Regions from separate parts of the Mus musculus genome. Here regions 2, 3, 4, 5 and 6 are each linked to region 1. The links are chromatin loops, found by intact Hi-C in ENCODE. Cell type or tissue: left cerebral cortex. All regions are shown on one strand. Each heading gives the region's core, and the rest is flanking DNA. Links, peaks and the distances in the headings are about the cores only.

The links. Peaks named below come from ENCODE experiments on the same cell type or tissue, not always from the same donor. Only the 100,000 strongest peaks of a DNase experiment are listed, where the experiment ranks them.
Region 2: it touches region 1 in a loop (2.5-fold over the local background); 8 of 42 quality-filtered maps call a loop at or near these places.
Region 3: a loop joins it to region 1, with 4 times the contacts of the local background. A loop is called at or near these places in 5 of 42 quality-filtered maps.
Region 4: a loop joins it to region 1, with 4 times the contacts of the local background. A loop is called at or near these places in 9 of 42 quality-filtered maps.
Region 5: it touches region 1 in a loop (2.3-fold over the local background); 16 of 42 quality-filtered maps call a loop at or near these places.
Region 6: a loop joins it to region 1, with 3 times the contacts of the local background. A loop is called at or near these places in 5 of 42 quality-filtered maps.

Annotation. Positions count from the first base shown.
Region 1 is chr3:9,246,869-9,252,121 of GRCm38, forward strand. Zbtb10 (zinc finger and BTB domain containing 10) reads left to right here and starts at 3,699. Exons shown (of 6, transcript NM_177660.3): 1 at 3,699-5,212. The coding sequence starts at 4,262. In left cerebral cortex, for the core only: a CTCF peak has its summit at 2,922; DNase peaks (open chromatin) are centred at 3,063 and 3,880; H3K4me3 peaks cover 1,869 bases; H3K27ac peaks cover 1,329 bases.
Region 2 is chr3:9,344,323-9,349,575 of GRCm38, forward strand. No RefSeq gene overlaps it. Among named protein-coding and RNA genes, the nearest start is that of Gm41997, 3.1 kb to the left of the region's middle. RefSeq lists an enhancer at 2,433-3,972. In left cerebral cortex, for the core only: no CTCF peak of the experiment used is centred there; DNase peaks (open chromatin) are centred at 2,659, 2,760 and 3,205; H3K4me3 peaks cover 1,297 bases; H3K27ac peaks cover 495 bases.
Region 3 is chr3:9,607,600-9,612,852 of GRCm38, forward strand. It overlaps Zfp704 (zinc finger protein 704), which reads right to left and starts at 2,486. Exons shown (of 9, transcript NM_133218.2): 1 at 1,671-2,486. The coding sequence starts at 2,120. In left cerebral cortex, for the core only: a CTCF peak has its summit at 2,671 (motif pointing left); DNase peaks (open chromatin) are centred at 951, 1,192, 1,805 and 2,552; H3K4me3 peaks cover 1,821 bases; H3K27ac peaks cover 1,178 bases.
Region 4 is chr3:9,463,336-9,468,588 of GRCm38, forward strand. All of the region lies in intron 4 of Zfp704 (zinc finger protein 704), which reads right to left. Among named protein-coding and RNA genes, the nearest start is that of C030034L19Rik, 63 kb to the left of the region's middle. In left cerebral cortex, for the core only: a CTCF peak has its summit at 3,185; a DNase peak (open chromatin) is centred at 3,176.
Region 5 is chr3:9,074,487-9,079,739 of GRCm38, forward strand. No RefSeq gene overlaps it. Among named protein-coding and RNA genes, the nearest start is that of 4930539M17Rik, 15 kb to the left of the region's middle. In left cerebral cortex, for the core only: a CTCF peak has its summit at 2,407 (motif pointing right); a DNase peak (open chromatin) is centred at 2,416.
Region 6 is chr3:9,702,712-9,707,964 of GRCm38, forward strand. Pag1 (phosphoprotein associated with glycosphingolipid microdomains 1) reads right to left here. Exons shown (of 9, transcript NM_001195031.1): 4 at 3,372-3,578; 5 at 1,993-2,044. The coding sequence starts at 3,502. Among named protein-coding and RNA genes, the nearest start is that of Gm33169, 42 kb to the left of the region's middle. In left cerebral cortex, for the core only: a CTCF peak has its summit at 2,581; a DNase peak (open chromatin) is centred at 2,501.

The DNA of each region.
Region 1 (5,253 bases), core at 535-4,534:
CACCCCTGACTCCACAAGGATGTCCCCACCTCCCACCCAACCAGATCTCTAAACTCCCTGGAGCCTCCAGTCTCTTGAGGGTTAAGTGCATCTTCTCTGACTGAACCCAGACCTGGCAGTCCTCTGCTATATGTGTTGGGGCCTCAGATCAGCTGGTGTATGCTGCCAGGTTGGTGGTCCAGCATTTGAGAGATCTCAGGGTCCATGTTAATGTATCATTCACTCTTTGAGACAGTTTCTCTCTGTATAGCCCTGGCTGTCCTGAAACTCACTCTGTAGACCAGGTTGGCCTCGAACTCAGAAATCCGCCTGCCTCTGCCTCCCAAGTGCTAGGATTAAAGATGTGTGCCACCACACGGCTCCATCATTCATTCTTTAAAAGTTACTTTTATGTGTGTGTTGGGGGCGGGTTGTCTGTGGAGAACAGAAGAGGCAACTGGATCCCCTGGAGATGGGCTTCCTGGGAGTCCTGAGCCGCACAGTGGCTCCCCATCCTGAGTGTCACTCAATTAGCTCATGTTTAAAGATAATTTCAGAAAGAAGCCATGTGGAAATTATTTAAATATTTGTCCATTAATTCATTTTTTGAGACAAGATCTTGTGTGGCTTAGGCTGGTCTAAAGCCTATAGCAGAGGCTAGTTTGAAATGATCCTCCTGCCTCAGCTTCCTCATTTCAGGGATTACAGTAATGTGCTACCATACCTAACAACAGTGTAGACCTATAAAACATAAGGAAGGATGTGCGTGTGAGGAAAGGCATTTACTCATTGTGAATGCCAAGTAGAACTTGAACTGTTTTGGTTGACTCGATTGCTATAAAAATACATAGGAAGCAGATTCTAGCCTAACTTAATATAGTTCCTATTCTACATTAATTAGGGATTCAAGCTTGAGATGAGGTAAGTTTATTAGTTTTTGAATAAAGCAGATGATATGAATAAATACAGATGACATTTCTCAATCTTAATCTTATAATTGATTGATGTCAGTAACCACTTTTTTTTTTTTAAGGGAAAGAGGCTGGGGTGGTTAAAATATAATGTATTTATTTGCAAAATGCTTAGAGTCTTAAAAAAAAAAAACACATTGAAAACCAAGCATGTCATTGTCACACTTTTCCATACTACAGCAGCCACAGCAGGCAGGTTTTCCTTCTTCCTCCAAGGTGTATGGCACAGAACTGTCTGAAAAATCACCAACCAGAACTCACCAACTCACTCTGAGGGCCTTTATCCAAGTACAGGGCCTACGGCACCTGATGGCAGGTGGCAGTACGGGTAGATGATAGGAAGACACCCCAAGTCAAAGCTTTTGGTGGCATGGAAGTCCCCTCAGTCAGCTCACCGAAATTATGTTGTCATAGGTGACAAGTTTACACAAGTAAACTCAAACTCACTTTAGAATTCATCAATTTTATTTCATATACAAAACTTCATTACACCAGGTACCAAAATTAAGGCGAATTAAGTCAAAGTGGCTTTGAAAAATCTAAATCGACACAGCTCAACACTCGTCTTGGGCTTAGTTCAATCAGAAGTGTTAAGGAAACTGGGCATGGGGCTCTCACCTTTAATCCTAGCCTGGACTAAGGCAGGATTGCTGTGAATTACAGGTAGCCTCATCTATACAGTGCTTTCTAGGACAACCAGGGACATAGAGTGAGACCTGTATAAACAAATCAAAAGTTCCATTGAGGTAAGTTGGGCATGGTGACAGACCCAGGCTGGAGAGTTCAAGGCCAGCAGGCTACATAATAATGCTGTCTCAAAAAAAAGTGTTAGCAAATATTAATTTATAACACTGAGAAAATGTGCTTTAAAAACTTGTGTGCATGGGCATTGTTCCTGCAGGTATGTCTGTCTGTGCACCATGTGTGCCTGGTACCTGAGCAAATCCCCTGTTGCTGCTATTACAGGCTCTGAGCCTCCATACACTTACACAGGCAGTCGCCATACACAGGCTCTGGGAACTTAACTCTTGAGTCCTCAGACACAACAGCCATCAATCTGAATTTTAAAACTTGAAAGATGAGAGACCACCATTTATCAACTGCTCTCTTCACTCCACTCCCACCCCAAAAGGGAAACTCCAGGTGGGTGGATGTCTGTGGGTTCAAAGCCACTCTTGCCTAGTGAGTTCCAGGACAGCTAGGGCTACATAGTCTTAAAAAAAAAAAAAGAAAGAAAGAAAGAAAGAAAGAAAGAAAGAAAGAAAGAAAGAAAGAAAGAAAGAAAGAAAGAAAATTAGCCGGGTGTGGTGGCACACGCCTTTAATCCCAGCACTTGGGAGGCAGAGGCAGGTGGATTTCTGAGTTCGAGGCCAGCCTGGTCTACAGAGTGAGTTCCAAGACAGCCAGGGCTACACAGAGAAACCCTGACTCGAAAAACAAAAACAAAACAAAACAAAACAAAAAATTAAGAAAGGCAGGGGGAAAAAAAACAGGAAAGAAAGCCTGAAATAGGCTCAAACATACGAATTTTTAAATTAAGCTTGTGCAACATGGTGGTTCACACCTGTAATACCAGAACTCGAGATACTGAGGCAGGATCTTTGTGTGTATCCCTGGCTGACCTAAAATGTAGACTAGGCTGGCCTTGACCCTGTTTCAAAAATCGCTCCCAATAAATAACAGATAAATCGACCTCACTTTGTGAATTAATGAGTGTAAACGTGCTAATGTTTTCCAAATAGAGCATAGTTAATGGGGAGGGTGAGTTTAAGGGTTCTTAATTGGCAAGGCCTCTTTCTGAAAAACAAAAACAAAAAAGTAAACTAATATAACTTAGGGAGGTTCATTTCCAGCTTAGACCGATGTAATCACTCTAAATTCCATACGCGATGCCAAGAGCTTTTCTCAAAATCCTAAAAATTAATTCTCATCTACACACCCTGTCTTCGGAGCTGCACTCCCTTCGCGGCCGCACGCGGCGCCCGCAGCAGCTGACTCCTCCCCGTTCATGGGGAAAACCCTGCCTAATATTTATAACGCTATGACATACTGTAATACTCACAAGGTGGTTGTAGAAGTATAAACACGACTGGAGATATCTGATTGGCTGCTGGTGATGTAACACCCATGTCAATACTTCCCACTGAACGCACGTGTTCGACCTTTTATTTAAATTTCCATTTCATCACAGCAATAAGACACTCGGGGCGGTGCATTTTCTGCGAAACGATCGTCGCCCGGGGCCAGAGGTGCTGCCCGGCGTACACAAGGAGCCCAAGGAGGTGTCCTCGCGAGGGAGGCACCGCCTGGTCCAGTCTTTTGTGCAGGAACAAAATAAGTTCACTTCCTCGGGCACGGCCACCCACCCCTCCCCCGGCAGATGACAGGGCCGGGCGCGCTCCCACCGCACTTACTCCTGGAGTCCCAGGTGAAGTCGTGGCGAGAGCCGGGGACCGTGCGCACGGGCGCGCCGCGGCGAGCCGGCCCCTGACACCCGCCAGCTGTTTGTCCTGGCCGAGCCGGCCCCGCCCCGAGACCCCAGCCCGTGCCCCGCCCGCTTCCTTCCCGTGGCCGCACCCCCGCCCGCGGGCCCGAGCGGCCGGCCCCTTTCCCGGTCCCCGGGCGCCCCCGGCCCAGCCCAGCCCGGCCCAGCCCGCCCCCTCCCCCGGCCGGCCCCCACCCTCTCCCCCTCCAGCGGTTACTGCTACCCCGGTGCATTGTGGGCGCACGGTCCGTTGTTCATTTGCCATTCGACCTCCGCCAGGGCCTGGTCGGACGGAAACGCTCCGCCGGCTTTATTGTCGGCTCGCTATGTGGCGGAGCCTGGCGGCTTAGCGCGCCTCTCGCGTCCGCGCCTCGGCAGCCGGCGGCGGCGACACGACTCCCCCCGAGGACGGAGATCTGTTGGCGGGCCGGTGTGTGCGCGCAGCGCTGAAGCGGGGCAGCGGAGGGGCAACCGCACTCCTCCTCAACTTCGAAGGCCGCACGCGCCCGGCTCGCCGCTCCGCTGCCCGCCCACCGCTCCGCGCGGGACGCTGCCCGGAGCGCGGCGGGGCGCGGGTGGAGAGGACGCGGCTGGGACGGCGGCGGCAGTAGACGCGTGCGGCGGCCCGGGAGCGAGCGCGAGCCGGCGGGAGGGTGAGGCCGGGCCGGCGGGAGCGCAGCGCAGAGCGGCGCAGCGCAGCGCCGGGGGCGGGGGCGGGGGCGAAGCGTTGGGGGAGCCGCGGCGAGCGCGCGGGACGCGGCCGGAGCCCGGGCGCGAGCCGAGGCACCGGGCGGCGGCGGCGGCGGCGGTGACCGCGGCGCGCGCCATGTCGTTCAGTGAGATGAACCGCAGGACGCTGGCGTTCCGAGGAGGCGGGTTGGTCACCGGCGGCGGCGGCCCCACGAACAATAACGCTGGCGGGGAGGCCTCTTCTTGGCCTCCGCAGCCGCAACCGCGACTGCCCGCGCCGCCCGCGCCGCAGCAGCCGAATGGGCGCGGGGCCGACGAGGAAATGGAATTGGAGGGCCTGGAGCCCCAGGACTCGGAGGCCGCCGCCGGCGCGGCCGCCGCCGAGGACGTCAAGGAGTTGCTGCTGCTCCCTCAGGACACGGGCGGCCCCTCCTTGCTGGGCGGCGGCGCGGGGGGCCCCCTGCTAGCGGAAAGGAACCGTCGGACTCTGGCCTTCCGCGGGGGAGGCGGCGGGGGTCTCGGCAACAATGGCAGCAGCCGCGGCCGCCCGGAGACCTCGGCGTGGCCCCTCAGGCATTTCAATGGGCGAGGGCCGGCGGCCGTGGATCCGGAGCTGGACGCGCTGGAGGGGAAGGAGTGGATGCAGGACGGGGCGTCCCTGAGCTACAGCACCGAGGAGGAGGGGGCGAGCCCGGGCGATGGCAGTGGGGCGGAAGGCGGCAGCTGCAGCAGCAGCAGGCGGTCGGGCGGCGATGGTGGGGACGAAGCGGAGGGCAGCGGTGTGGGAGCTGGCGAAGGAGAGACTGTCCAGCACTTCCCGCTCGCGAGGCCCAAGTCCCTCTTGCAGAAGCTCCAGTGCTCCTTCCAGACCTCTTGGCTCAAGGACTTCCCTTGGCTGCGGTACTCCAAGGATACCGGCCTTATGTTCTGCGGATGGTGCCAAAAGATCCCCGAGGATGGGGGCGGCGTGGACCTTACCCAGGTGGGGCATGATGAGCTTTCGCGAGGGACCCGCAACTACAAGAAAACCCTGCTCCTAAGGCACCACGTCTCCACCGAACACAAACTCCACGAAGCCAACGCCCAGGTACCGTAGATCCTGCCTTTGCTTTTCGACCACATCTTTTG
Region 2 (5,253 bases), core at 608-4,607, 98 kb after region 1:
TGCATGTGTGATGTGTGTGAATGTGAGTGTATTTGTGATGTGTGTGTGCATGTGTGATATGTATGTGTAATGTAATGTGTGTATGCATGTGTAATGTGTATTTGTGATGTGTGTGATGTGTATGTGCATGTGTGATGTGCACACATGTGATGTGTGTGTGATATGTGTGTGCTTTCCCAAATTACAACAATATTTCACTTATTTTTTGTGTATCCTTTGCCCACATGGCTGTAGGTAGTCTCATCACATGCATGCCTGCTACGCTAAGGTTAGAAGAAGGGAATGGAGTCTCTGTAACTGGAGTTATAGACAGCTAGGAGCTGCCATATGGGTCTTGAGAATTGAACTGAATGCAGGTCTCCTGCAAGAGCAGCAAGTGTTCTTAACCACGGAGTCACTTCTGCATCCTCCTCTCCCTGAAATGTTAAAAGTTGATTTATGACTGAACTCAGACTGTATGTTTTACATTCCATTTAGCCACAAGGTCAAGAAGCAATCAGAACATATATATTTTAATTATTGACTCAACTTCAAGTAGCCATGGGAGGCCACATAAATAATTGATACTTAGTCAGTTCAGGCAAGTGGGTCACTACTTGCTGTTTTTCTGATGTCTGGGCTATTGTATAATGATTTATGCTATGATATTGGTAGGATAAGCAGGATAACTCAAAAATGTTGTTTATTGCTTAATTGTGTAAAACAAATGTAGGGAATGTTCTCTTGTCTTTGTTTTGTGTTTCTGAACGAGGATCTCCCTGAATTCTCAAGGTGGTCTTGGATTCACTATGTAGCCTAAGCTAGCCTCCGACATCAGAGGCCCCGCCACAGCCACCAAGCGTTGGCAACACAGGCCACCTCTAGCTCTGTCTCTGTCATTTTGCTCTGTCCAGCCAGGGAAGGTGGAGAGGAAGGCTTGAGAATAAGAGTATAGTGACGAACATGGAAGGCTGAGGAGGCCCAGATGAAACCCAATACTTTGTACTTAACTTTAACTCAGTGAAAAGAAAGAGGAAAGTTATTTTTCAGTTTATATCTTTCTTTTGAAGTTAATTATTACTACTGTGTGTGTGCCTGGTGTATGTGAATGGGCAGGGAGAGGGTCAGAAAACAAGTTTGGAGAAGGTGGTCTCTCCCACAGCAGGTGCCTTTACCCACGGAGTCACCTCCGCAGCTCACTGGATGTCAGTGTCTTTCTAATCCAATCTAGCAACTGGGCAGAATGGAGAAACCCGATTACCTTGTAGGTATGTCCATTGGGGCTTCATGTGGTGTCCCTCTAAATGCAAAGAAAGCCCCATTTCTTTCTTTCTTCACAGTGGTAGTCAAGGAGCCCAGCAGGGCTGGCCAGTGACAGAAAGGTCTCTGTCAGGTCTGTCCTGCCTCTGCCATTTGGTGCTGCGTGGATCTGTGAACCTGGACAGGCTTTCTTTGAACCCTCTGTAAACTTCAATTTTCTCATTTACAAAATGGGATAATATCAATTTCTGCCTTCTAAATGTAAAGGATTGTAAACTGATGCCCACAAATTACTTAAGATGGCTTTTGTCAGAAAATGTCACACATCCACTCTTTGGGACTCAGCCTGCGAGTCCCACATGCAGTTTAGAGTTCTGTAAATAGAATTGTAAGTTCGTTTACGTGTTTCATCTTTTCTTTTCGGTCAAAAACAATGTTGAAACTAGATGGGCTACCACAAACCCACACAGGAGCTTGCCTGCGGCTTGGGGTAGGTGACTAACTTGGCAGGAGAAACTAAAGCTCTTTGGGGTAATACCTGAAAACCAGAGTTGTGTTTCTGCATTTTCAGAACAAACAGCAAAGCGAAAGTCTTGGCTGCATCCACAGAACCTGTTCTTTAGGGCACGGATTTGATTGGTGGTTTGCTTTTTTGTTTTGGTTTGGTTTTTTTTCCAACCACGTTCTCTGCTTGAAAGCAAATCCTATTTATGGCTAGCGCTGTTTTTTCAATTAGGTTTATTTTCATTTTCCCATAGGCCATGTTAGCTGAGAACGTCCAGAAGTTTATTTGTTTTTCCTTTATGTCTTATGATGGTTTTAAAATAAAACACACAGCACTTATCTGTGAGATTTCTTTTGAAATACCGGTGTGTCCGAAATTAGTTTGTTTGCTCCCTCCCCCTCCCACCACACACAATCACACATACAGTACCACCGTGCATGTAAGCGCAAAAATGCTGTCAGAGTGTAATCGTGGTCCGTTTTCGTAGAAAACTTAAAGCAGGGTCAGTCCCGTCTCGCTAATTTAGGACTGTGTGTGTAAACTAGCGCTTAGCAGGTCAGACTTAAAAACGATGACACCTCTAGGACTGGCTTTTTCTAAAAAATTTACGCTGAAAATTAGAAAACCGTTTTTCTGACTCCAAGGTTAACATTAGTAATATGTTCTCTATACCAGGTCCCATGTTTGGGGGGAATGGGGTAGGAGATAAACTCATAAACAAAAGCCCACATCGCTTAATAGTTTTGTAATGGAAAAATATTCTCTGGTGAAATAAATATTTCGGGGAAACGACCTGGGCCCTCCGGATGGGGAGCGCCCACCCTCTCCGCTCTGCCTGCTGTGGGCGGTAACCGGGTGTCCTCATCCTAGGGAGATTGCTCTGCATGAGTCTGGGGATCCCTGGGTCTGGAAGCGCGTGTGCAGCTGCACAGAGACTCTGTCCCCGGGGGAGGTGGTGGTGGAAGGAACCTGGGCTTGCCCCCTGGCGCCTTGAGCCCACTAGGGTCCCTGGCGTCACCGCGCCGTTGCCTGCTCCTCCCCTCTCCGCGGACAGCAGCTGCGGCCAGGGATCCAGTGCAGAACCGCCCTGACTGCGCCCTGTTCCTCTCTCCAGCCACCCTCCCTCCCAGCTCCTATGCGGACTCCGCTCCCCTCTTCCCACCCCACCCCACGCCCCGTCTCCACGTTCCCCACCTCTCCCCCGCTGATCTACCTCTCTCTCCCCTTCACTCCTTCCCAACTCTCTGACTGCTCCTTCATCTTTTGTTTTTCCTCTACTCCCCTTCCTTCTTTCCCAGTGCCGGTCCCTTATTTACTTCACCCTATCTTTCTTCATTGCTAACTCCCACCGGTCACCGAACCCCTTCCCCCTCTCTCTCCTGCAGCAAACTATCCTTTCTAGTCCCCTCTCCCTGCTTCGTGCCCCCTCTCCTGTTTCCCTCCGGCCTTCTCCCCTCCAGCTCTGGTTTTGTGGCTCTCCCACGCTGTTGCTATGGAGTCGCCCAAGGCTGCTGGCCTGGCGCTAGCTGCCCTGAGGCCCCAGGAACAGAGCAGTGACTCTAGCCAACTCTGAGGCGCCGCACCCTTTCGGGGGTCCAGGAACAAAGCGTGCCCCGCCCTGCCCAACTGTGTGAGGCTTCCATGAGACCTTCAGGCGCCCCAGGCCCTGGGGCTTAAGACCACCTATAATCTGATCGCCTCCAGCCTCTGCGGGCGGGCGGGACCCTGGGACCAAGGTGACAGCTGCACTCTCCAGTGCAACCTACCTTCCTGGTCCCTTGAAGACCACTCTCTCACGCCCACCCTTGGAGGTGTCACTGGGGCCGGCCAGATGGCCCTATTTTATAGGACTGACCCCTTTTGTTGGGGGTCTTAAGAGCACCCAGGCCAATTTACATAGGAAAATGGGGTTTGTGTCCCCAATTCAGTGTAGTGCCCTGACAGCCGGTGGCCTTGTCTTTGTGTAAGGACCCCACAGCCTGTTGTTTAAAGTGGCTTATGTGTGCAGATGTGTGAATGTGAATAGAAATCACCAGGAAGCAGTAGCTCCCGTCTTGCTCCCAGGTCCTGTAGGAAACCTATCAGGCTGGGTACTGATAAACCCCTGATACCTCTGATGCTCTTCCACATCCCATAGCTGATTGTTTAGGTCTGATTCCTAAATCTTTGGAAGAAATCTTAGGAAGATTCCCGAAGTCTTTGCCATTTGCATTTAGGTCCTTGCTTGGGAAAATTGTAAGGCTGTACCTAAGAGGAAGACAACTTGGACTTTAAAAACGTTCTTGACGAAAGATCTAATCTAATTGCTTGTCTTGATGCACTCTGACTCAGCTGTTTGAGGATATGTGCTGGAGCAGGCTGAAAGCTATCATTTGTTTGGTTTGGAATCACTAGCTTAAACATGTGTACTTAAGTGGTGGAGTAAGAGGACACAGAGAAATTTCTTATTTTATCAGCAAGGAATTTGAGTCACAAGAGTTAAGACAATTTTCCCAAGATCACACAGCTCTGCAGGGTATAATCCCAGTGGTCTGAGCCCATGAAAGTCGACAGAAAAAAGGGTCTGGGCTGTGTGAACTCTACTGACATCCAAGCCCCAGGAAGCTAAGGGAAGATGGCCTTATGTTCAAGATCAACCTGAGCTACACTGACTTTGTCTCAAAAACAGACAAAACCCCAAACCCAAAACAGACAAAAGAAGATGACGGGGAGAAAAACTTATAAAAGTCTGGGACCCCTTGAAGCACTTCCATCAGCTGCCTCCAGTTCCCACCAGGTCCCCGAGGCCACCAGCTCGTTATGTCTTAGGAGAATTCAAAGGACTTCTCTCTTCAGCCTTTGCAGCTTCAGGTGGCTTTCTCCATCTGTGTTGGAAGCAGTCCCACCACTACAATTGTCAAGAATCCTGTTCTAGGACCCATTTCTATCAAAATGATTATTTTGTGACAAAATAGCTGAGAGCCCCTTCTGTACCCCTGTGGGGTAGAAAGTGGTGCTAAGGACTGGCTTGGAAAGGTTCTGGACAGCTTAGCTGCTCTGTACCGTGCATCAGGGACTATGGTAAAAGGATTCTGCTGGCTAACCTTCCAGTTCGGTTCTATTGCTGCCTGAAGCCCTGAATGAGTTTATGGTGCTTTAGTTAAGAATGCCTCTGCGAAGGTCTTTAGCTCACTGTACCTCAGTATGTTAAGAGGCAGGTTGAGGGGCTGGAGGCATAGCTCAGTAGTTAGGAATGGTCACCGCTCTTAGAGATAGATATTGCTTTACTTCTACAGGTGATGGGTAGTTCACAGCCTGTAACACCAGTTCTAGGGGTTCCCTGTCTGGCCCCATGGGTACCCACATACACAGAGACAAACACATAATCTTTCATTTAAAAAGGATTATATTTTTAAAATTATGTATACGTGTGTATGTTTGTGCACATGAATGCGCACTATCTTTGGGGGCCAGAGGAGGGTGTTGGGGCCCCCAGAGCTGGAGTTCTATGGGTCATTAGTTATGTTATG
Region 3 (5,253 bases), core at 734-4,733, 360 kb after region 1:
AAATTTGAATTTATTTGGAGATGTGAAAAATCTCTGCTAATGCTAACAATCACACCCTAGATATTCCTAGTTTAAAGAACAGATTTCTTTCCTACACTGGGCCTACTTGGATTACAGAGCATAACATATTAATCTTTCTGTCTCAACTTGTATAATCACCCCAGACACATTTTGAGTGTGTATGAACAACACTGCTCAGGGGGCACTCTGTCTTATTCAGTGTCACTGATGCTATGGAACTTAATTCAAATCCCGCTATATCCTGTTGCCACACAAAGCGGGCTTTTCAGCAGGCAGCAGTAATGAGTGTGGGCACAGTCCAGATTCCAACAAGCAGCTGTCAAAAACAATCACCTAAATGACCATTTGCTCAAGTCTCACACCGAGAGAGAGCCAGTCATACTTCAGGGTGGTCTAGGAAAGAAACATTCCCACATCTACTGCGGGGCAACGCTAACTGCTGTTTAACTTTTCTTGGTAAATATAATTACAAGCTTCCAGACACTTGAGAGCGGGCACGGAGATATTAAACAAAAACAACAACATCAACCACCTCTATCAAGTTCACTTGTTTACATATATTTTCTTCTGAACACTCCAAGAATTTCTGGTTATCCTGCTATCTTAAGAAACACTGCGCCTTTAATCCCAGCACTCAGGAGGCAGAGGCAGGCGGATTGCTGAGTTCGAGGCCAGCCTGGGCTACAAAGTGAGTTCCAGGACAGCCAGGGCTACACAGAGAAACCCTGTCTCGAAAAAACAGAAAACAGAAAAAAAAAAAAAAAAAAAAAACACTGGCGAAAAAGCAAACACTCTCCATTGCTTGCCACTCGCTGCCCTCAAAACTTCTTAGCAACATACACGGTGCATGAACCTCAACGCAGTTTGTTTTGTCCAATAGCGTGCTTAGAAGCTCAGCCAGACAGTTGTGTAATAATAAACCCTTTATCTTCTGAAGATACAAAAAAACGGAAAGATCGCTCGTTGCGGTAGCGCGGATGAGGACCTGGTGAAATTTTTCAGCTGAAAGTCACATTCATTTTAAATGCTACCCCTCTCTCTCCCCACAACACAAACACCTTCCCCGCCTTCCTCTTTTGTAATCTTAAGGGGGCGGAGGGTAAGTGCTTAGGATGTCCAGTTTAAGGAGGGCGAGGAGAAACACGGGGATGGGGGAGGGGCAAAAAGCTCGCGGAAACCAAGGTCTAGGTTGTTGCTGCACAGGCTCCCAACTCCTTCACAAGTGCCTGTGATGGAACCGACCAACAACTGTTCTCAGGTGAAAGGAGGTGTTGCAGGTTGCTGGCTAGTTTCCAGAAGCTTGAACAAGAGAAGGAAGACTCCTGCCTCCCCAGAGCAGAATAAAATATCAATGCCAGGCCGATCGGGGCTCCGACCTCGTCCAGCTCCCAAGTTCCCCACCCTGCCCAGAGAAGCGCTCCTTCCTTGCCTACCGGCACGCGGGACCACGCATCCGCCCGGCCTCTGAGCACCGACAGGCCGCCGGGCGCCGCTGAGCCGCTGAGCCGCTGAGCCGCAGTTCCGCGCGCTGCCCACCGCCGCCTGACACACCCCTCCCGGCCCGCGCCGCTGCGCTCGGCCTCCCCGGCGCCCCGGCGCCCCGCCGAGCCCGCTGCGCCCCCCACCGATCCCCGGCACCTCGCACGCACCTTCACCGCGCCTCGGGCGGGGCCCTTGGGAAGCGCACGGCCGGGTCCGAGGGGCACGAAGCGCTCCTCAGCGTCCTCGTCGTCCTCGTCGCCGTCCACCACCTCGACAACCACCTCTTCGTCCTCTTCCTCGTCGTCGTCCTCCTCCTCCGCGACCCCTCGGGGCTTCTCCGTTACCCGCCCGCGCGTCCTGCGCCTTCGGCCCGCGCCCTCCTCGTCCTCGTCCTCCTCGCCCAGCAGCAGCAGGACCGGCGACGAGGCGGCGGCAGCGCGCGAGGGGCCGGTCCCGCGCGGCGGCGGCAGCGGCGGCCTCCAGCTTCCCGGTGCGGCGGCCGGGCTGGGGCCGGGGGGCGGGAGCCCCAGAGCGGCGGCCTCGGGGGCGGGAGCGGGCGCAGCGCCCCCGCGGCGGCTGCCCAGGCTGGGGCGCTTGGCCAGGCGCCTGGCCTGCATGCCTGCGCCGGGCTTGCGGGCCGGAGCGCCGGGCTCCTCGCGGGCTGCGGCTGGGCCCGGAGACGCGCGGCTGCGGGGCTTGCGGGGCCGCCTCCCGGGCTGGCCGCCGCTGCTGGCTGGCAGACGCGCGGACGCCGCCTTCGCTGGCCGGGCCCGCGGGGACGCCGGCGGCTACGGCGGGGCGGCGCGCCGGCCGCGGGCGGGGGTGGGTGTGAGCGAGCGCGCTGCTCCCGCTGCCGCTACCTCCGCCTGCGCCTCCCGGGAGCCGCGGGCTGCGCTGCGCTCCATGCGGCCGGCGGCCGGGCCGGCGCGCGCCTCTCCGGGCCCTGCGCCCGCGCGCTCAGGGCCTACCGCGGTGTCCTGGGCGCGAGCTGTTTGTGTCGTGTCTTCACCGCCTCCCCCTCTTCCCCAGTCCTCGCTGCCTTCCTGGTCTCCGTTCAGACAAAACCCGGACTGGATTTTTTTCCCCAGACCCGCGCTCTCTGAAAATCTGCCGGCTTCCCAGCAGTTGGCTGGGACACTGAGGCCACCCTTGCCCCTGGGCCCATGTCTCCCTCTGGTGGGAAAAGCGTAGGTTTAGACGGCAGGAAGGTGTTTGCTTAAGAGATTTGCTCAAGAGTGGTTCTCAGATGGCGACCACTGGTGCTCAAGTGGAGTTCGACCAGGTGTGCCAACCCCAGGTTTGGGGTCAGTTCCCAGCCTGAGTCCTCAGTCATGGAGATTCCTGCAACATTTCCCTGGCCCTCTCTACCAGGTTCCTTTGAGCACCAGGTTGTAGGCCTTGCCTCATGTTCTCAGCTCTGTGCAGGTTTGGCCCTCCTATGTGTTTCTTCCAGTTTCCACCTGAGGTCCTTACCTGGTGATATGATATGGGCCGAATTCCAAAAGTGTTCTTTCTGCTCTTGGTTTGGTCTACTGGCACTGTCCCAGTCTAGAGAAAGCAACACACCAAGTGGTCAAGATTGTTATTTCAGCTTTTTATATATGTAAGCTAGCAGAAGGCCAGTTTGCCATGTTATGAATGACTGCTGCTTTCGGAGGGAGTAAACCAGACATTCTGCATCCAGATCATGCCCCTAAATTCTATAGGTTTTGGCTAGGGCTAGGAGGGCCTTATTCATCAACAATTGAGTAAAAGGGTGTCCACATGGCCCATTGTTCTTGGAGATTGAACATCACGTGGCTTGCTAGACATGTGATGGGGCTCATTAAATGTTTATTTGGGGTACCTTCCAACCGCTAAAGAGGGATGAGGACAAGGATTCTAAAATGAACTTTGTCCTCCCAGAAACTGATCACCCGTCCAGAAAATGCCTGTTTTAAGTAATCACATCCAAAAATAGTGGTGTGTTTTAAAGCCACCTTGTTCTCACTTCCTGTGAGGCACTGGCCCACAGGTCCTGTCCGTCCTTTCTGAAATGCCTTTCCGTCAGCCCTTCCTTTCGAGTCCCAAAGCTCTGCTAACACCTCCCCACAGTGAAATTGGAAGTGCGTACAGTCTGAAGAGGAGGTGTGCACACATGCAGGTGTGCACACATGCACTCCCTGCCCCACTTCAGATACCACCCCAGAATTTATCTCCCTCAAAGTGCATTCAAAACACACCGTTTCTAGTGAACTTTTCATCTGTAAATATCCTGTTCAGGAAATTAGAATGAGCAAACCTTGTTAACTGGAGCATTGTAATTTATGGGTGTGTCTTGGATGTAGCTAGACCCTCCCAGAAGCAAGTGAATTGTTTCCGTGAGCCTAGAAAGAGTAGCCCCAGGCAAGGAGCGAAGCTGCTCTCCTCCAGATTGAAGATAGTGGCTTGGTTGATCTCATGAGATGATTTGGAGAGAGGCAGCTAAGTATATGGGTCTCTGGCAGAGGTGGGCAGGTGGCTCAAGGACCTGTACGAGGGGTGCAGAAGAGATCTTATCGACTGTTTCAACTAACAGCACAGCTGTCATGGTCATCAGAACAGCTGTGATCCTTGCATGCCATCGGGCTGATTGGCTGTCCTTAGGAGGAGTGGGCACAAAGCCTCTCCATGAGACTCAGCCTGTCCCCCAGCCACTTGTATGGAATTTTGCCCGAGTGGCACTTGTCTCTGTCCCAGCAGAGATGCTGGATTACAGAGTGTGGAAGGTTAACTGAAGGGGAGACACCCCCCCCCCCAATCTCTGCAGCTGTGGGTAAATCATTCATGCTGGGTAAGACTTTCTGGTGGCACAACTGCTTTGGGCTCACCCATGTTCTTGTAAGTCCTCCTTCATGTTTCGAAGTAAGCCCAATAAAGTCACTGCTCCCTAAGGGGTTTAGTGGGACTGTGTTCATCATCTATGTCATGACAAAACTTCTCCTGGGGAGAGAAAACACACCTATCAACTTACCCCAGATAGGGAAGCCATGACACACTAAAGTTTGGATGCCATCAAAGTCCATCTTGGTGAACTTGGTGAATGAGTGTTACTGGATCACTTACAGGAATATGGGCAAGGGCTTCTTCCAGAAGCAGGAAAGGCTGAGTTTGCAGCCCTGAGAAGGTATGGACGGGTAATAGCTTCTAAGGGAGGAAAAGGCAGTTGTCTGTAATGGTGTGACTCCAGGTCAGCCACACTCTAATTAATGGATAGCCCCATACCCAGGAGTAAGTTTATGAACAGCAAAAGCTAAAGTTGATGGGTTATTAAATTTAGACAGGTCACAAAGTTGGGGTGGGGAGATCTGGAAGGAGACCAAGGGAAGAGTTGGGGGTGAATATTATCAAAATAGCTTGCATGAAAGTTTCAAAGAACTCTTATTTTGTAGACTAATGAGTTAATATATACAGTCATCTTTAGAGTCTTATATGTAATCAGTTTAATAGAAAGCCACATCCTGCTTTTTTGTGCATTCCATGGGTTCCTGGGATGGAACTTGGAAGCTCAGGCTTGCTCAGCTAGCACCTTTACCTAATAGCCTGACTCCCTCGTCCACACCTACCCTTCCCCTCAGGGCTACAGGGATCAAACTCAGCCTCCTGCTCCTCTCCTCCAAGCCCCAGGAGAAGGAAGGCTTAGGTTGGCGTGCACGGTGAGCTGCTGAGCCCTTGTTGGAGAGAGACGTAGAGAACAATCGGGAAAGACAAGTGAACATGGCTAAAAGGTGT
Region 4 (5,253 bases), core at 868-4,867, 220 kb after region 1:
TGGATACAATCACCTCGCGCGTGTGTGTGTGTGTGTGTGTGTGTGTGTGTGTTTATACTGCAGTGGATACAATCACCTCATGTGTGTGTGTATGTGTGTGTGTGTGTTTATACTGCAGTGGATACAATCACCTCGTGTGTGTGTGTGTGTGTGTGTGTGTTTATACTGCAGTGGATACAGTCACCTCATGTGTGTGTGTGTTTATACTGCAGTGGATACAATCACCTCATGTGTGTGTGTATGTGTTTATACTGCAGTGGATACAATCACCTCGTGTGTGTGTGTGTGTGTGTGTGTGTGTGTGTGTGTGTGTGTGTGTGTGTGTGTGTTTATACTGCAGTGGAGGGGAGATACTTGATGTCCAAATTGCTGAACTGTGGATCAGGTTCCTGTGCAAAGTCAAGTGCCCCTCACCATGTATCCCTTTCAGCCTGTCTTGGTGTCTCTGGTAAGCAGGTTCACTAAGATCCTTATCAAGGGACAAAAGCTAAAGAAATAGCTACTGTATGGAGCTCCAGCTTTATAAATGTGATCTTACGCTTATGGGGTTCTCTTGCCCCTTTATTTGTAAAACAAACAGATTAAATGAGATTAGTACTAGTGATGTAAACACAAAGTGAATGAATTCAAATATGCCAAGCACAGATTAGGTAAAGCCACCCATGTGTACAGCTTGGTCCCGAGCAGTGCTGAGTAAATTCAAAGGGTGTGGCTCAGCTGGTAATGCTTGCTAGCAGGTACCAAGGGGCCGTGGGCTCCATCTCCAGCATTGTATAAACACATAGGCACACTTGGGAGGTAGACAAAGTCAGTCAAGGCCATCCTCGGCTCCACAGTGAGCTCGAGGCTAGCTTGGTCTTGAAGTAAGGCTGTCTTAAAAACGACGAACAATCAAGACGTCCCTGTGCACAGCATACACACAATGCAGTCTCCTGTGGCTGAATCCCCACCACACGCTGACATTCTGACAGTGGCCCGTTGCTCTGTGCATTGGTAGCTTTTCTCTTTTTTGGTAGTGTGGTATTCTACTATGAATACACCAGTCTCCTTTTTCACATGCCCGCTGGCAGACATCTGCGTTGCTTCCGGTTGGGGTGATAATAAATAAAGCGGCAATGAACCTTTGTCTAGGAGTCTTTTTGTGGACACGCATTTTCTTTTCTCTTAGGTAAATACAGATGCAACAGTAGAGTTCCTGGGTCGTATGCTTAGCACATATTTAACTTGTAGGAAATTGCCAAACTAGTTTTCAAAGTAGTTATACCACATTTTGCATTTCTACTGGCAATGCGAGTGAGCATTCATTCCTGTTGCCAGAACTTAGGACCTTGTACGAACCCTGCATCCTTCCACTTCCCCTCAGCCAGTCCCACCATGGCCGGCACTGCAGTGATAGGAATTTACTATAGAGGTAAACGTGTGGCCTGAGGGTTCCTGAGTTAATAAGAATCCCTAGTCAATTATTTTCTTAATCCATGGATTCTAGAAGTGCATTTTGTCCTGTTGACTCCTAGGTGAGATTGGATGGTTAGGACGACTGTAGATGCTGTCTGAGTTCCTCGGTGCTCCAGCACCCTCAACCTAGGGACCACATGGCTGGCCCACCCTGGACTCTGGGAGCCCAGGGCTCTGATCTGTGCTCTTCCTCTCCTGGTTAACTGCTTGCTGCTCTTCCTGATGATGTGTCATTCCAGAGAAACACACACGGATGAAAAGATGGAAGAGCCATGAATGCTGCTAATGCTTGCTGTGCTGTGCTGTGCCTTGGATGCTGGGCAGGTGGGGGGCTAGGGAACCCTAGGTATGGAAACAAGAGAACACTTGCCTCCATCCTGATACGTATTGATCCGTCAGTGCCGAGTGGCTCAGGGTGGTGAGCCTCTCCATCACCCAGTGTACCTTTGGGGTTGGTGTGCTCACGCACTATCCTCATTGGGACCGCTTCTGCACAGCACTCCCTTGGGAGACCTTCCTGCTCCTGAGAAGCAGATTCGGAATGAACGCTGTAGAGTTCACGATGCAGGTGGGCACCACTGTTGCAGGATATGTAACCACACTGTGGACCCCGAGATTGTGTTATTTATTGGAAAAACTTATTTCCAGTTGTGGTGTAGCTCAGCCCTAACACACACTTTTAATCCAGGAACTTTTTGCTTGAATACTGTAAACAAGATTTAAGTAAAATCAACCATAGGTCAAGAGGCATTTGACAGGGAGCGAATATGTGATTATTAACAAAAAGACATAGTAAGAGGGAGTCAGGAGGACCTGATAGGCAGATGCACAGGAAGTAGAAGGGAGGGACATTCGGTTTTGGGAGGTCCACTAAGGAGGAAGGTCAGTTGGTGCTTTCTCTGCCTGTCTGAGCTAGCAGGCTTTAACTCCAGCATCTGCAGCATCTGGCTCCCAAGTTTTCATTGGTAAAATTGAACAATTGGGATTTTGTTTAAAACAACACATCATACTTATGAGTTTTGTAGATCTGTGTGTTTTGGGGGATAAGTATAAGCCCAAAGATAAAAAATGCAGAGTGCAGCAAATGCTTAACTCGTGGTTGAAGACCACACAGCTACCGAAACTCCTGTGTTAGCTTACAGCTTCCTGTTTTGATTCAAGCTCCCCTCCAACCAACCCCCAGTAAAACTGTCCATGGTCACCACACCTACGAACCAAGGGAAAGTGATGAAAACCAGGTTTATAAGCGCCTCTGGGGTACTGTTGCTGGTCCAGTAGACAGACTCCTGAGTCAGGTTTCCTGTGTATTCCCAATTTCTGCCAGAGCTACCCAAACTCACAACATTGCAGCGAGTTTTCTCACATTAACCCCAAAAGTGCACTGGGTGACTGAGGGGTTCACAGTCACCGTGAGCCATTCAGCACTGATCTATCAATACAGGATCAGGCCCATGGCATCTTGTCTCTATGCCTAGGGTTCCTAAGCTCCCAACCCACTCAGCATCCAAGGGCGAAAGCACACACAGCACAGCACACACAGCACAGCAGTGACACACCCCAACTTCAGAATACACAGAACATCACACCTAGATATGACAGAACCAGGAATCTGACTTTCCAGAAGGTCTTGTGGAATTGGTAGTTAACTTTTACCCTTCTACAGAATTGGTTTTCTCTGGAGAGTACCATAGTGCCCATACTTTGGGTCATTGCATCACCTCGTGGTCATGACAGGAACTGCATCTTCTCAGAGTCCCAGTCACATTCCATAGTAGTTCGGAAACAATCTATTTGAAACCAGAGGAAACTCCTTTCATGGGTATTTTGTTCCCTATTCTAAGGAGGAATGAAGTATCCACCTATTGGTCTTCCCTCTTCTTGATTTTCTTGTGTTTTGCAAATTGTATCTTGGGTGTTCTATGTTTCTGGGCTAATATCCACTTATCAGTGAGTGCATATCTAATGACTTCCTTTGTGATTGGGTTACCTCACTAAAGTTTGGAGCTAAGACAAAAGGATGGACTATCCAGAGACTACCCCATCCGGGGATCTATCCCATAATCAGCCACCAAACCCCACACACTATTGCATATGCCAGAAAGATTTTGAGGAAGGGACCCTGATATAGCTGTCTCGTATGCCAGTACCTGGCAAATATAGAAGTGGATGCTCACAGTCATCTATAATATGGAACACAGGGCCCCCAATGGAGAAGCTAGAGAAAGCACCCAAGGAGCTGAAGGGGTCTGCAACCCTATAGGTGGAACAACAATATGAACTAACCAGTAACCCCCGGAGCTCTTGACTCTAGCTGCATATGTATCAGAAAATGGCCTAGTCGGCCATCACTGGAAAGAGAGGCCCCTTGGTCTTGCAAACTTTATATGCCCCAGTACAGGGGAACGACAGGGCCAAGAAGTGGGAGTGGGTGGGTAGGGGAGCAGGGCAGGGGTAGGGGTAGGGAACTTTCGGAATAGCATTTGAAATGTATATAAAGAAAATATCTAATAAAGAAAAAGAAAGAAAGAAACCAGAGGAAAAAAGTCTGCTAGATTCTGCCCTCCCAAAGCTGGCCAAGTGACGTGCAGAGCCAGGACAGCTTGGTGCCTCTCTCACATTTCACCGCTGTGGCTGAGGAAGGAGTAGTGTCCCTCTTGTGCCTCAGCTCCCACCGGCCCATAGACTAGGCTGCCATTCTCCTCTGTGGATTCTTTTACTCATCTTGCTCACAAGCAGCCTCTATTATTTATGCTCAGCTCACTGTTTTTCTGTCACAATATAAACAACCTTGGGCAAGCCGTACAAATTTAATCACTTGCTTCTGCAAAGTGGGAATCAGGCTCTACCGAAAACTGTGGGTCCAATGAAATGAAAAGCTGCATGTATACACATCTGATAAACTGTGACAAAACGTGTAAATGCAGTGCTCATCAGATAATACGTGTCTGTGCATAGCACTTCACACTTTGAACTTCCTTATTCGAGTGTTAGCAGGTCAGACAGAGCGGAGGGTGTCCGCAATCATGACCCATACCTACGTGCAGTGAACACTTCTCTCGCTGTGTTTACAGTCTAGGGAATGGATGTCTGTTAAAAGAGTGCATGCTCTCGTACGTGGAATCACATTTAATAACTTCACAACTGTCCCTCAAGGTGTGAGGGTGCATTACCAGGTTTACAAAAAGGTGCCATCTCGAGGGTCAAGCTGGCTTTCTTAGGGTCCCAGAGCAGTGGCTGAGGGGATGGACTGGGGATCATTTGACATGGTCTAGGTGCTTCCAAACGTTCTGAGTGACAGGCCACAGTACAGGACCCACTCACGTGTCAGCACACTGTTGAGATAAAAACCCCAACAGAGGGCAGTGCTGACCCCACACCTTCAGCGGATCCTCACTCCCGCTCACCTCTCATTACAGTGACTCACAGCCTCCCAGTCAATCTGGAAGTAGAAGGTTCTCAAACAACCTCCACTAGATAACAACCTCCCCTGCAAATGACTGTTGATTTCAAATGGACAGTAAGGATCTAAAAGAACAGGTAAGAAATTAGGAAGCTCCATCAACAAAAACAGACTGTCTGCCCAGACAAATTAGTTATTTCTTAGGTTTATATCTTTTCCCTTGGTAGTCAGTTCTCATCCCTCACGATTGCCGACCTAATGCACGAAGGTCACTAAAGTGCATCCTCCGACGCAGACATGCCACGGAACATTCCTGTTTCTCTTCTCCTGGGTGGTGTGGCTACCCTGGTTGTCAGTGTGTACAGCTGGAGTTCCCACTTCTTATGGCAAATTCTGAG
Region 5 (5,253 bases), core at 637-4,636, 170 kb before region 1:
AGCCGTGTCTGTCCTGGAACTCACTTCGTAGACCAGGCTGGCCTCGAACGCAGAAATCCGCCTGCCTCTGCCTCCCAAGTGCTGGGATTAAAGGAGTGCGCCACCACCACACCCAGCTGAAAACAACTCTTTTTTTTTTATTTTTTAATTAGGTATTTTCTTCATTTACATTTCCAATGTTATCCCAAAAGTCCCTCATTACTCCCCCCCACTCCCCTACCCACCCACTCCCACTTCTTGGCCCTGGCGTTCCCCTGTACTGAGGCATATAAAGTTTGCATGACCAATGGGCCTCTCTTTCCACTGATGGCCAACTAGGCCATCTTTTGATACATATGTAGCTAGAGACAAGAGCTCCGGGGTACTGGTTAGTTCATATTGTTGTTCCACCTATAGGGCTGCAGAACCCTTTAGCTCCTTGGGTACTTTCTCTAGCTCCTCCATTGGGGGCCGTGTGACCCATCCAATAGCTGACTGTGAGCATCCACTTCTGTGTTTGCTAGGCCCTGGCATAGTCTCACAAGAGACAGCTATATCAGTGTCCTGTCAGCAAAATCTTGCTAGTGTATGCAATGGTGTCAGTGTTTAGAGGTTGATTATGGGATGGATCCCTGGATATGACAGTCTCTAGATGGTCCATCCTTTTGTCTCAGCTCCAAACTTTGTCTCTGTAACTCCTTCCATGGGTGTTTTGTTCCCAATTCTAAGAAGGGGCAAAGTGTCCACACGTTGGTCTTCGTTCTTGAGTTTCATGTGTTTCATAAATTGTATCTTATATCTTGGGTATTCTAAGTTTCTGGGCTAATATCCACTTATCAGTGAGTACATATTATTTGAGTTCTTTTGTGATTGGGTTACCTCACTCAGGATGATGCCCTCCAGGTCCATCCATTTGCCTAGGAATTTCATAAATTCATTCTTTTTAATAGCTGAGTAGTACTCCATTGTGTAGATGTACCACATTTTCTGTATCCATTCCACTGTTGAGGGGCATCTGGGTTCTTTCCAGCTTCTGGCTATTATAAATAAGGCTGCTATGAACATAGTGGAGCATGTGTCTTTCTTACCAGTTGGAGAAAACAACTCTTAAAACATAAGAGGTTTTCCTTCTATAATGATTTCAAAATATTTAATTTTTAAAAATTAATCAGAATTATAATACTTATGCTATGGTATACTAATGGTAGTCTCCTTAAGTTAGAGTTACTTACTGTAATCAGTGTCTCCTTTCCCTTCCTCCCCTCAACCCCACAGGTCGGTGTCTTTCAAATGCATCCCTGTTTTTATTTTTCATATGTGTGTGTGTGTGTGTGTGTGTGTGTGTGTGTATGTAGAGATACTTACATGCTCGAGTGTGTCATTAATGTATCTATCGGTGGTGGGGACCAAGCTCCACAATTACGCATTTTTCAGTACTAGCCTTTGTCTGTTGAGGATTTGTTTTATTATTTTTAGTTATGTGTGTATATGTTTGTGTCTGTGTGAGCACTGCCCCTCTGGCCTCCTGGGCAGCGTCAGGTAGCGGCAAGAGATAGGCTTCGGATCAGAAAGGAAGAAAACCAAATCCTTACTAGTGGCTTCGGAATGCAGCTCGGTAGAAGAACACTTGCTTTGTGTGCGTGAAGCCCTGGGTTTCATAGTCAGGACCCACTCATTCACCCAGTTCCATCCCATCCGTAGCTGACTGGCCGGGCAGTGGTGGCGCACGCCTTTAATCCCAGCACTTGGGAGGCAGAGACAGGTGGATTTCTGAGTTCGAGGCCAGCCTGGTCTACAGAGTGAGTTCCAGGACAGCCAGGGCTACAGAGAAATTCTGTCTTGAAAAACCAAAACAAAAAAGAAAAACAAACCAGCTGACTGACCACTCACAGCTGCAGTTGACATCAACCGACTCCAGGCCCGACTCTTCTTGGAGTCTGCAGAGGGGAAGTGGACTCTCTTCCCAGGTCGTTGATAGCTTCAAATGATGTCCCGTTTCCCCCTGGGCTTTCTTCCTAGCATTTATCACTGTCTGAAATCCTTCAAATACTTGTTTACTTTCTGTAAGTGTTCCTCCTTCTCCTCCTCCTAGGAGCAGGAGCCTGGATGACTGCCTTTGGTCGGGTCATTTCTTCCATTGTCCAGGGGCACGCCTGCATGGAGAAATGGGTCAGTAAAGTCTTACCGGATGAATAAAGATGAAATGGATGCCTATGTGAGGCATGTGACATAGGCTCAGCAACAGAGGGTTTTATGGAAGTAAGTTGGACCAGGCTGTGCCATTCACCTGGGTCCTGTTGTAGCTAAGATCTTTCCTAGATTCTTCACTACTCTCCAAGAAGGCATCCTGAGGGACTACCACCAGAGGGTATGGATGAGAACTTAGCTTTGGGTCCAAGGCCCAGTTCTGGAGCAGTTCTGACAGTTGCTCAGTAGGGGGCACTCTCTGCCAGAACACCATCCGTATTCCAGGTAAGTCACTGGAGGCAGTGTGACCACGCTGGCTGCCTGACAGCCTGCCTTCCCCTTTCCATGCACAGCATCCATTTCTTACCTCTGTTAGCACTTTAACCAATGCTCTACTCCATTGAATTTGTGGAAGATGTCTTGACGCTTCTCCTAAAATAATCAGGTGAGGGAAGGAATGCTAGTTTATGTATTTTGAAGTCTAACTTTGATTGTCATTTGAAACTCCATTCACGCAATACTTCTCCAAGCTTTGACCATGGGTCACCATATTTCTTAGCAAAGGGAAGAAGATGGGTTGGGCACAGGGTGGGAGCCATGTTCTGAAACGTGGGTTCATTGGCAGAGCTTCTTCACATCTCAGCATCCTAAGTCGTCTTCTGTAAAATGGGGAGGCAAGAAAGCAACCCACACGTGCTTCAAGGACTAGATACATTCTAGCTTCTAGACTATGGCAACAGAGTTTATTAAATAAATACACACTATCTAATACATTGCTAGGTCCTGCTTGACTCTGTAAGAGACATGTTAGAATCTTTTTTTTAAAACTGTGTCAAAAAAAACCTTGTCTTTTTTAATTTTATTTTTAGATTTTACTTTATGTGTATGTGTGACTGTATACAACGGGTGTGTGGGTGCCAGAGGATGGAATCCCTGGAAGTAGAATTACAGGCTGCTGTCAGCATCCAGTGTGGATGCTGGGAACCAATTTCAGGTCTCCTGGAAGAATAGCAGTAAGCACCCTTACAGAGGGCTGTCTCGTGTGTGTGTGTGTGTGTGTGTGTGTGTGTGTGTGTGTAGACAGTGTCTCACTATGTAGTCCCTTGGTGGCCTAAAACATGCTAACCTCAGACTTGTGGTGATCATCCTGCCTCAGCTGCCTAGGTGCCTGTTATCATTATGCCCTCAAAATTCTTTTAATATAGCCAGCTGTGGTGGACCACACCTATTTCAGCAATGAAGAGGAAGAGGCTGGGAGGATTTCAAATGTCAGCTCACAAGAGACTAACTCAGAAAACAGAACAAATCTTTGATTAAAAAATTACAGTAAGGACAAAGGAGTGTAGTTCAGTGGTCAAATACCTGGGTTCCTTTCCTTTGCTTATCTGTCCATTTAACAAGGGAGTTGTTTGCTGGTCCAGCCCCTTGAGTTGGGCAGTGCTGTTCTCCACATTGTAAGTGAAGCAATCACAGGAGTATGTGTGCGTGTGTGCGTGTGTGTGCGCGCGCGCGCGCGCACACACACACACACACATACACAGGGGTGGGGGTGGGGAGAGAGAGAGAGAGAGAACACCAAAAGATCTGCTTGTATTTTTAGAAGAGTGGTATTAGCTGTATTTGTTTTTCTATTTTTAATTGTTATATTTTTATGATTGGGATTCAGCCCAAGCCAAAGGTGTGCATGGAAAGCCCGTGGGTGTTAGGGACTTGTGTAACCTCCAATAAACACCTAGCCGCACTGTGGTACTGCTCCTGGCCCCCAGGGGTCTGTTGAGTCCCATCCAGCCTGCCTTCCCTCAGGGGGATGAAGGAGGCTGCTCCTTTACAAACCATGCTCTGTATTGGTAAAAAACAAAAAACCAAAACCAAACCAACCAAACAAACAAAACCAAGAGACCCCAACAACTGCCCATTCTAGAGGTTCCTGGGCAGGTTTGGCTCTTCCTGGCCTGGTACTTGGCAGAATAAGAAGGGTCCTAAGGTACAAACTATATTACTTTCCTCAGCCATCTGACTTCTTGAAGAAGGGAGCTATGGCTTAGGCTCCGTGTGGACAGCTATGCCACCTGGACGGAGGATGACATGGGGACCGTTTACCTTGCCGGCCCACATGCCTGGGAGTGTGCAAGTTTAAAGGTGCTGCTTTATGGAACACTGTATGGAGCACAAGTCAAAGCCTCTGGGGTCTAACCGTCCAGGCTGTCTGAGCAGGGCAGGGTAATAAGTGAAGACGGAGATGCCTGGTGGGACAGTGTTAAGCACACACCTTTATGAAACTGGCTTTTTGTTATCACCCCCATGGAGCAGCACCTGGCTCTTGGAGGAAAGAGACCATCTTTGTTGAGGACATGTTCCTGGCAGATGCCCCCTCTGCCCTAGCCCCCACCCCACACTGTCCCCTCATTCTCGGCCTTCTTTCCTCCCTCCCCACCCTCCCCTGACTCCCTGCTCTCTGATCGAAAACCTTCAAGATAACATACCACAGACCCACAGAGATGAAAAGGAGTGATAGGGCTGAGCCATAAACCTGATGCATCAGGTTGACCCCTGAGCGGAATCTCTGGAGTGTCATTGAGTGGAGGACCAGAGGGGGTCATGCATGGCCTTTATCAGGGCGTGGCATATAACAGATAACTAAGAATCACATAGGGACAAAATGAGTTGAGGTCTTTTGTTAGGAGGGTGGGGTGGGGTGACGTCCTTCCTACTCCCTACCTGCCTCCACCCCAGCTGAGATCTTATCAGGGGAGGGGGTACAGAGACGCCATAGAAATGGAATTTTCCAGAGAGTCTTTCCATTCCTTTACGAAGCAGACCAAGTTGCTTTTTAGTTTACATAATACAGATAATCCCATCAGAAGAAATTCTGCCCCCCAGCTGTCCCCCAGAGGAGAAACAGAGCAGAACCTACTGAAATGTCTAGGTCTTGGTTCAAGTGTGATGAGTCTGCTTTGGAGACCTCTCTGCCCGTGGGGTCACAGTGGCAGGCTGACAGGGTCATGGCTTTTCTACAAGCTTCGGCAGTTCCCTGCCCGTCTGCCCCTCTATACTGCAGCTGTGGTTTCTCAGCACGGCAGCAGGTGG
Region 6 (5,253 bases), core at 650-4,649, 460 kb after region 1:
GCAGCTGCTTCTGGATGTGTTCTGTCTAACATGTCGGACCCTACCCTCTTCATGTTAATGGCTTCTGCTGCCCAAGACACAGCCCAGGTCTCAGGATATCACAGGGAAATTCTGATGCAACCTGTACAGGAGTCTTGGGTCGCTGGCTTCACAATCTTACTGACTCTGATGGGAAATCAAATAATAACAGATAATAAGTAGCCCTTGAAGTGCAGCAGTGCGCCAGTGTCCGGGAAGTCTGCTCTTTGGGCCAATACTGCTCGCATCTGCTGCTATAAAGTGACTTGAAGTGTTTGTGCTTTGCCAGGACCCTGAGATGCTCATATTGGAGAAACAGTGTCCTTAGGGGACAGAGAGGGGGACCAAGGGAAGGCTTCCTGCATAGCACGCCACTGCCAAGCTTCTATAATCTCTGTCTGAACTGCTCTTTCCCATCTTAGCCCCCATGAGAAACAAGTCAGCAAACTGGGAGTGGTCTAGGGAAGTCAGGAGCTCAGTGGGCAGCTGTGTGCAGGCCTCACTGGCACTGTCAGCAGGCATCCTGTGGATACAGTCTGTCCTGGAGGTGTGTGGAGGAGATCCTATGTGGGGAAGAGAATGAAGAGGCGGCACTCTCCCTGCCCGCAAAGGCTGCTGTCCTCAGGCAGAATAACGGGGATGAAAGATCGAGAATGACCGGCGTTCATGTGGATGCCCATATCAGAGTGACCGGCAAAGCTTGGTCCCACCCCTGAACACTGGCTTCATACAGTACTCAGGTTGAGCTGCCAGGTCTCGCCATTCCTGAGAGCACTAGGAGGAAGTGAGGCTCGAGTTGAGTTCAGCCACAACCTCCTGTCCACCTGACTGAGGAAGGTGGGCTCTGAAGAAAGACAGGGCCTATCTGTCCACCCCCCATTCCTCCCCTACCCTGTGCAAGCACTGGGGAGCATAGAGACACTGGGAACAAGGAGTGAGACAAGATAAGAGGTGAAAATAGCAGGAGAACATCAGTCAGGGCAGGAGAGATGCTGAGGTCCGGGGTGGCTGTGATGGGTGGTCTCAGACAAAGGAAGAGAGCCCTGGCTGGGGTCCAGGAGGAGCTTCCTGTCTGCTTGGGCTACAGGCACACTGGGAAGTGGGGGTTCAGGCAGCCTGGTACCTCACGCATGTGCTCTGAACATGCTTGCTGGGTGCAAACAGCCCAGGCCCCCCAGAGTTTAAATGCATATGTGCTTCCTGGCTGGGAGCAGGAAGCGCCCTCTCTCCTAGACCTGCCCTGGGGCCCAGCGGGAGCTCAACCCAGCCCTGCAGACACAGCTGCTGAGGCTGCTGCCACTTAAGGGCACAACAAAAGGTCACCACCCAGGTGGACAGCTCTCTCCTTGAGACTGCTGGGTCTCTCAGGATCCCATCAAATGCTGACGATCCGATAACGCACCAAGGCCAAGCTATGCTGTGGGCTCCAGGCCCCGATGAATGGCTGCAGCGCCACCCAAATGCATGCCAAAATCTCAGTCCCTAGTGCCACAGCCTAACCTCATCTGAAAGCAGGGCTATTTCAGATGGCACTAGTTAGGACTGAAGTCAGAGAGGTACAGTTGCTATCTTGGCTTCAAGACATACATTCAGAGAGGGAAGGTGACAGCAAGGACTAGGTGGGTGTGCACTAAGGAGCTGAGTTTGGGAACAGATCTAGCTCTGGAAGGGGCTCGTGTGACAACACTGAATGCTGGACTCTGCTCTCCAGAGCAGAGAGACAAGAAATCTTAGATGAATTGTCTAGTTGTTCCTTGTGACAGCCCTCCCAGACCAGGAGGGGCATGAAGACATCTCTGCAGAAGCTACCCTGAACACTGGTCAAGCCAGGCTCCCAGCCGTACATACAGTATACAGAAAGCCACAGCTAATATCCATTTACGTCCCCATGCCAGCTTCAGTTGTGTCGAAAGCCAGTAGCGCCATGCCTGGAGAGGTGTACTCGGACAGACAGACAGCCACACCGAGGCTTACCACATTCATCAGGTTCTCATGGTCCCCGCTATGCTGCCGTGGCTTCTTCTCTCTGAAAGGGAGAAGAAAATACCATTCTGATGTCAAATGTGTCCCTTAAAGTGAAGTGGACACCATACTTCCCTAGCCTAACATTTATCAGCTCCGCCTCTCTGGTTTTATTAACCAGGTTAATAAAACTAGATCAGAAAAAGTCCTGACCTACAGCAAAGGCTGAGCCCGCTTCTGGCACACCCCTTCCCAGAGGGTCAAGTTCACTACGGGAGACAGCGGGCTGCAAGCAGGATCTGTCTGTGCCTGGAACACTCAGATGACAGACACTGCCTTTATTCTTTAGCAAATCCTAACAATGACCTCATCTTCTCCCTTAAGAGTCTGTGAAGTCACGTGCCGTAAGGGATGAGAGAAAATATGGGAGATACTACTTTGGCACATCAGGGAGGTGACATTCTCTCAGGATGAGTCATAGGTACTTCCAGTCTACGGAAAAGTCTGCCTAGTAAAAACAGAATGTGTTTTACACAGAACAGGCTAAAGAAAGCCATTGGTTGTAAAGACCACATTTCTATCTGTGGCGAGAAGAGGGTGACACCTAGCGGGAGAGTGAGTCATTACAGTAGCAGATTCTTGAAGTTTTGGGGAGCCAAGTCTAGTGTCTCTAGGCTTGTCCTGTCCTTCAAGACCTGAGTCCTTGCTTGGCAGGGACTAGGAGAGGCTGCAGAGGCCAGAGGGCATGGGTTTCTCTTTTTGACAGATTTTAGAATGGGATCCAAATCGAGAGAGTTGAGTATGGAGCTGGCTAAGCTGGTTCCCACTGGCTCCCAGCTAGACCAGAAGGCTGCACCCTGCATCATCTCTGACAGTTCTGGGCATCCGTCTTGGTTACAAAGAACTTCACTTCTCCCTGAGCCAAGGGAGACAAGTATAATGCTGAAAAAAAGAGAAAAAAGGCTTCCATTTTCAGTGAGCCTCTCTTGTAGGAAATACAAGCCTATGTCTTCCTAAAGGGCAGTTTATCACACACAGTTTTACTAATATGTGAGCTCTCCAGGCCACGCAATAGTGAGCACCCTCAGTGACTTCCCACTGTGGCAACAGGATGTAGTACCTCACACTTAGATTTCAGTATGCCCATGGCCAAAGACAGCACACAAAGACTGTGCTCAAAGAATTGCAGAATTCATTCCAGACATTTAGATAGGAAGGGCTCTTTGCTTTGCCCTCCAGGAAGATCAATAAGCATTTTCAATTGACGAATGAAGAATGCCCTTTGTGACCAACCCATGAATGTGGGCCAGGGAGGCTCTTAATAAAGAGGCTCCGTGGGACACAGGGAAAACAGCAGGTTTAGGCTCTAGAACATGCATGTTTGTTCTAACCTGTCGCAAGTGGAACACAGGAGGACGAGGAAGGTGATGAGGAAGAACATGGCCACGGCAGCCAGACTTCCCCACAGGACCATCTGCATCTGCATCTGCCCACTGCTCAGTACGCTTCCTGCAGGGCCCATGGTGGGAGCTGGGGTGACCAGCAGGTGGGGTCAGTTCTTCATAGGAGATCACATGGGTCTAGAAGGCTTCATCCTCCTGCAGAGAGAACGACACTACACGTTCAGAATCCCTTCCCGGGAAAGGCTGAGCAGTCCCGATATCAAGATCCCAAACCAGAAAGAACCCTGACCTGATTGCTGAGTGCTGCTGTGGTGCTGTCAGAAGCTTGAAATGCATGTGTGCTGAAACCATGTAAAATTACGGTTGTGTACGAGGAGACTCCGACAGCCACAGGAATGCCACGCTCACACCTGTGTCTTCTCTCCAGGTTAGCTACCTCTATTTCAGAATCTGAAAGGTCTCTAGCAGCACTTCACATAAGAAACACAGAGCCTCCCTGTCAGGAGCAAGGCCTCACAGCCGCCAGGGCGATGTTCACAGAAGGTAGGCGTGCCTGGAACCTGGCTGGCTCTCTTCAAGTCTGTGCTGTGATGTTTGATTTCCTCACATGGGATTTGACTGGGGATGCACCAGTGTGTAGCAGAGCATCCAAAGCAGTGGGTAGTTTATCATCTTAGTATGAGGAGTCAATAAAGACTTCCAGCACCCCAAAGCAAGCAAAATATGCTTGTTTGCGTTAATACGCCTTAGCCAAGGCAGTATGAAATGTTTGCTACACATGTGTATGTGCGTACGTAATTCCTAACTTTCAATTTTAAATTCATTTTTATTTATATAGGCGTTTGTGTGTGCGCGCGCATACATATGTATGTGCCCCATGGGACAACTGTGGAGGCTGTCAGGCGTGGTGGTGAGCATCTTTACATCTCAGCCATCTCACTGGTTTCCTAGACACATATTTTGCAAAATAGCAATTTCCTTCCCGTGCCTCTGTTTATCCCCGTAGCTCCTCAAGCCCTTTTCCTTAGAGCTAGAGATTAACCAGTGTCTATCTGTCTGTCTGTCTACACGCCCACAGACTGCTGCCCACTTAGAGTGTGGCTTCACTTTCAAGGAGGAGCTTTCACTGAGCTGATATTGGGTACCCAGCAAATTCACCTTCAGAGGAAAGGCTTGTGCTGAGGACACGACCTTAGCAGAGGGCAAGACCAATGTGTAAGGAACCACAGAGCAGGCATAAGACCCGCACTTAGTTCCCAGCCGCCACTGACTGCTCTCGCAGTTACTGCTCCCCGCTCCAGGGGAAGCACTGACCACCTCCACTTGGACCCGGTCTCCACGCAGCCATGTTCTCCTCCACGTGGACCATCCCTCTGTTCCCGCCATCATGCTGCTGACAGTGCTCAGGCTAGTGCTCCTTATTTGTTATTTTGTAATTTGTAAACACTGTCAAATATTTCCATATTAGAGACATACGGAGAATAGAGGAGCATACCAGGCTAACATTAGCTGTGGTAAGAGAGGCCTTATTTAAACTACACCCATTTGGTTAGCTCCAGAACATTCTAATTAAGAGGAACAGCCTGAAGTTTATGCTCAAGCAAGCAGAAAAGGAAGAAAACATGACTTCTGTGTTAGGCTAATGAATCATAACTAAATTTTTCTTGCAGAAAGACCACGAATTTTTACATTTTCACTTGGTTCAGTGATATTACTGTAGTAACGTGGCCGTCTGAGAGTGCGCACGTGCTGGCACCTGTAGGGCATCTCAGCGACAAACCAGATGTAACCAAAGAGGGTAAGTCGAAGCCACTGCAACAGAGGCAGAATGCTCTATTAAACATCTACCTGCAAATTCAAGGAAGCCCAT